Linked DNA regions of Mus musculus: region 2 is linked to region 1. Evidence: chromatin loops called from intact Hi-C (ENCODE). Cell type or tissue: gastrocnemius. All regions are shown on one strand.

Region 1 (2,500 bases):
GGGAGACACCCCACTAGACAGTTGGCCCCTGTAGAGTCTGGTGTGAACAAAAGTGCCTAAGCTTCTCTCATCTTCTACCCTGAACCCCCCACCCCACCCCTACCAATATCCTTCTGTCCTAGCTCTCCCAAGTGAGGCAGAGAAGCCAAAGGACAAGGACCATAGACCACTCAGAGGTTGGGTTAGGGTTAAATATTATATCCTGAAATAGATTCGTTTTGTCTCTCCTGTTAGCCCAAGCAGAGGCACTGTCCTTTAAAAGAGAACCTGCCATTTTCAGGTTTTTTTGCTCATTTTAATGAGTTCCCAAATCAGGCCAGCCCAGGAGAGCCTAGCCCACATTCCCTGCCTTGGTGACGAAAGTAGGCCACCTGCTCCCGCTGAGTTTCTGAACTTGCAGCCATCCGGACTCTACACTCCACGGGTTTCACAGAAATGTCCCCTGAGAGCTTGGGAGACCGGCTCAGTCAGCAGCAGCCTGAGAACCTGTGCTCAGTTCCTGGAACCCACGTAAAAAGCTGGGCACGTGGGGCTGGAGAGATGGCTCAGCACTTAAGAGCACAGGCTGTACTTCCAGAGGTCCTGAGCTCAATTCCCAGCAACCACACAGTGGCTCGGAGCCATCTGTAATGGGATCTGATTCATTAGAAGCTGAGACAGACTGGCAGCTTCTGACCCATGTGATGCTGTCTTTAAAAGAGGGGGAGGAAGCGGCACCTGAAGGAGCAGGGGTTACCCTCTGGTTTTCTCTGTGTGCACAGGCACACACGCGCACCTGCAAACAAATGAACCATAGTAGGGAGGGCAAAGGAGAGGGGGTATTTTCCTCGGTGCACAGAGGTGGCCTAGAACCACATACATAGCAGTAAGCCCCTTGGCTGACTCGTCCCATGCTCTGGCCTGGGATTCATCCCTGTACCTCCAGGGGGCTGCTGGTTAGAGAGACAAGGAAAGTCCTCCTCAGTGCTGCGTCCTAGGAATGGGTGGCTGAGTTGGGATTAGGTGGGCGCAGAGAAATGCTCCACCTGGGTTATGAGCAACAACCCCCTCCACCCCCACATACGCAGTAGCTCAAAAATCTACCAGTTACACGGTATTTACACCTCTGATGTCCTCAGCTTGTGGGTGTCTTACTCATCTCTGGGCTCCAGGTTGTCTGTGTGGCTGTTGTGCACCGCTGTGTATCCTCAGCTGTGACCTAAAAATCAATGCAGTCGCTTACATTCCTCAGCTAGTGAATTCAGCGATACTGGTCTCAGTGGCGCCTCCCTGTGGCCTTCCCGTTACACTGCCGTGTGGATGACAAATGGCCATCTCTCTTGAAAAAGACTTAGCAGGAGAGAGGCACTAATGTGTTGGCACAATGCTAACCCTCCTTCTCTGAGTCCTGCAAGGATTCAGCACCAAGTGCTTGAGACACACAAGACATTTAGACCTGGGCCAGCAGCCCTGCAGGCAGGGAAGGCACAGGCTGTATTCATTCACAATGTTGTAACTGTTGAAGGCTGGGCAGCTAGAGACAGTGAGGCCTGATGCTGGGGGTGGCTTCTTGGACTTTTGGGTTTGTGGGTGACTTGTGGAAGGGGTAGAAGGTGCCTAGCAGGTGGGAAAGGGAGGAATACTTTGCGGTGGTATCTGCTGGGCTGGCCCAATTCTAGCCTCTTCCCCACCAGGAATGGTACGTGGGTAACTTGTATTAATGAGGGAGATGGGGTGTTGATAGACCAGGAGGCATCAGAGATAGATCAACCAGTACAGTGCTTGCTGCACAGGCCTGAGGTCCTGGCTTCCATCCCTAGAACGGATAGGGGGGAGCAAAAAACAAACAAACAAACAAACACTGAGCATTGTGATGTGTGTCTGTTATCCCAGCGTAGGTTTCAGGCCAATAAGAAACACTGTTGTAGTAGTTGTTGTTATTGTTGTTGAAGGAGAGTGATGGACAGCGTCTAAGGAATGATACCTAATACCCAAGATCGACCTCCACAAGTACACACACACACACACACACACACACACACACACACACACACCACACACACACACACACACAATAGCCTACAGTTCTAGCATCCTGAAATCCACCGCCTGCTTTACAGTGTGTTGACTGTACTGATAGCTCATCGCGATGTTGCCCCTTTCTTCAACTGTCCAGCCAGGATGTTATTCCAGCTAATGTCTATCAGTCATTTTCTGTCAGTGAGATACCAGATGTGCATGAGTCAGGCCTCGTGAGCAGATGCCAGATGTGTCTGGCATTCCTGCAGAGCCCACTCCCGGAGAAGAATACCCAACCAGCAGTTCCTCGGGTGTAACAGAGACACCAGAGCTGATCTGATGGAAATACCCCAGGACCGTGGCTAGGAGCAGGTGCCTGGACCACCCACACTGACCGTACAGTCAGATGGCTAAGGTGGAGTCAAGGAGTTACAGTCACCAGACAACACAGGGAGTCAGCATTCAGGTTCAGTCAAGGCTTTGCTGCCTGGTTCTACTGCCA
Region 2 (2,500 bases), 390 kb before region 1:
TGCTGAGTGCTGGATTTAGACATTCTGTTACTTTCTATCAGTTCATCAAAGAAAATGAGGACAATTTTTTTTTCTCAGCCAGATTATCGCTGTTAACTGCTCTCAACTACTTTGTTCTTTGGAAGGATTCGGAATTTGATTTTAAGACGTGATGCGTTTGGAAATTATCAGTTTAATTTTATTCATATGTAATCTCTTTTTTCCAAAGATTTATTTATTTTTATGTGCAGGAGTGTTTTTGCCTGCATGTATGTATGTGTACCACATGTGGCCAGAAGAGGACACTGGTTTCCTTACACCTGCAGTGGGAGTTACGGACAGTTATGGGTTGCCATGTCGGTGCTGGGAACTGGACCCAGACCCTGTGCAGGAGCATTGCTAAGCCATCATTCCAGCCCTTGACCTTTTTTCCCCTTTGAGACAATATCATGCTCAGCAGTCATCTTCGTTCAGAAATCACTACTTTCTCATCACTTCAAAAGCTCCACTAAGAGATGGCTAGTCACAGCACGGGAGAAAGGAGAGGCTAGACAGTGTCTCTTCCTCACGTACAAAGCGACAGGAAAGTCTCATTCAGAACTGGGTCTCATCTTGCATGCTCCGCCCACACTCCTGTTCCAGGAGGTTCTCTGCTTCTTGTCATCAAGCCCAGAATGCCTGCCTCTGCCTCAAGTGCTGTGATCACAAGCCTGCGTCATCATGTCCAGCACGTGTAGCACTGGGGACCCCACTCAGGGCTTCCAACAGGCTGGGTGAGCCCCCTGTCCACTGAGCTACACCCGCAGCCTTGTTTGGACATCTCAAGCTTCCATATGTTGTTTGTCTGTCGTAGACAGTACCATGGGGAGAGGAAGAATGCCAGTTTCCCCACTCCAGTTTCCAGCACAGCACTTAACCGGAGCCAAAGACAAAGCTGTGCGGAGAGCCAGCCGCAGGAAACTCCTGACGTTGCTTCCAGGCAGCAGGCTCGGTTCTGGGAACCAGTGTGCACTGCTTAACGCATGACTCAATCTGCCCAGAACCTGCCAGGGGAGGGCAGTAGCTCCTTGCTTCACATTCTTGTCTCTGTCTTCCCCCCCAGGAACTGTTTGCAGATCCCATGGATGCTACCTGAGCTCCGGAATGCCACCCCTTCTGCTACAGGGCTTCAGTCCCAAGTCCCACCCGGCCAAAGAACTGGGCTCCTTGCCAGCGTTCCTGCCCCATCCCATCCTACCTTCCTGCCAACTGTCAGAGATATCATCAATAAATTGTTTGAATTATTCAATTCTAGAGATTAAATACTCCCCTGCTCCCCAAACCCAGAGATAAAATCAAACTCAAAACAGTTTGACGGAAAGCCGACCGTGTTTTGTAATCTGCCCCACCCCCACCCCTCCCAGGTTCCTCCTGGCTTCTTTCTCATCACTCGCCCAGGCATGGTTCTGGTGTTGAGGCATCTGCATGCCTCTCCTCCTTCATCTGGCTATTTCCCTTCTTCAGACTCGACTAGAAATTGTGCTCAGGGGCTGGGGGTGTAGCTCGGGGAGTGGAATGATCCAACTGGGCTGGGGTTCAGTTTCTGGCGCTATGTAACATGGAGAGGGGTGTATGTGAGCTTGTGTGTAATTGCGGTACTTGAGAGGTGGAGGCAAATGGACCTATTCAGGGTCATCTTTAGCTATATACACAGTCGAGACAGACTTGGCTATGTGAGCCCCTTACTTTAAAAACAGGAGGAGGAGGAGGAGGAGGAGGAGGAGGAAAAAAGAAGGAAAAGAAGAGTGAGAAAGAACGGGGTAGGGTGGGAGAAAGCATCTACTTCTGGTTGTTCAAATTTCTATTAAAATCCTTGACAAAGGAACTAATGCAATGACTTGCTGGTTATGAGTACCGACATCCAGGGGACCCAGGTTTGGCTCCCAGCACCCACATAGTAGCTTACACCCACGGACCAGACACCAACATCCTGATCTGGCTTCTTCGAGCACATGTGCCGCACAGGCACACACAGGCAAAGCAATCATGTTTGAAAATAAAAATTTAAAGAATAAAAAACTGCTTGATGGCCTGCTCTGTTTCGGAGAGAGGAAATAAAGTCGAAATAAAAACAAAGCAGGGAAAGAGAAAAGCAGCAGCCACCTGGAGGAAATGGTTACGTAGTATCTGGTCCTACAGCTGCCTGCAATTATCCTCCCTTACAAAAAGGGGAAAATGCCGGAGTCTCTGCTCTTTATCTGAGCCGGTAAACACGCCTGACTGCAAGAAAGGAATTTCTCGTTTCTGTCCTCTTTAAGGCTACCCCAACAATGACAGGATAGTTAGAACTAGGCTGAAATGCCTATCGGTACCAGAAGAGCCCCTGTGCAATGGCTGAGTTGGTCTTTTCTGACGAGCCCATGGCTAAAAGATTTTTCTGGTCCCCCACTTCTTTTTTGGTAACTGAGCTGTTCCCCTAACAATGCTGTGGTCACAGAGAAGAAGGAAGGAGGAAACAAGTGTGTCTTGCAAGCGATGCTCT

What was found. Peaks named below come from ENCODE experiments on the same cell type or tissue, not always from the same donor. Only the 100,000 strongest peaks of a DNase experiment are listed, where the experiment ranks them.
Region 2: it touches region 1 in a loop (2.3-fold over the local background); 3 of 42 quality-filtered maps call a loop at or near these places.

The regions. Positions count from the first base shown.
Region 1 is chr10:83,181,531-83,184,030 of GRCm38, forward strand. All of the region lies in intron 2 of Chst11 (carbohydrate sulfotransferase 11), which reads left to right. Among named protein-coding and RNA genes, the nearest start is that of Slc41a2, 160 kb to the right of the region's middle. In gastrocnemius, a CTCF peak has its summit at 1,276 (motif pointing left); DNase peaks (open chromatin) are centred at 447, 595 and 1,269; H3K27ac peaks cover 1,179 bases.
Region 2 is chr10:82,794,540-82,797,039 of GRCm38, forward strand. It overlaps a transcript of Hcfc2 not described here. Among named protein-coding and RNA genes, the nearest start is that of 1700028I16Rik, 16 kb to the right of the region's middle. In gastrocnemius, a CTCF peak has its summit at 1,023 (motif pointing right); DNase peaks (open chromatin) are centred at 683 and 1,037; H3K4me3 peaks cover 1,158 bases; H3K27ac peaks cover 1,148 bases.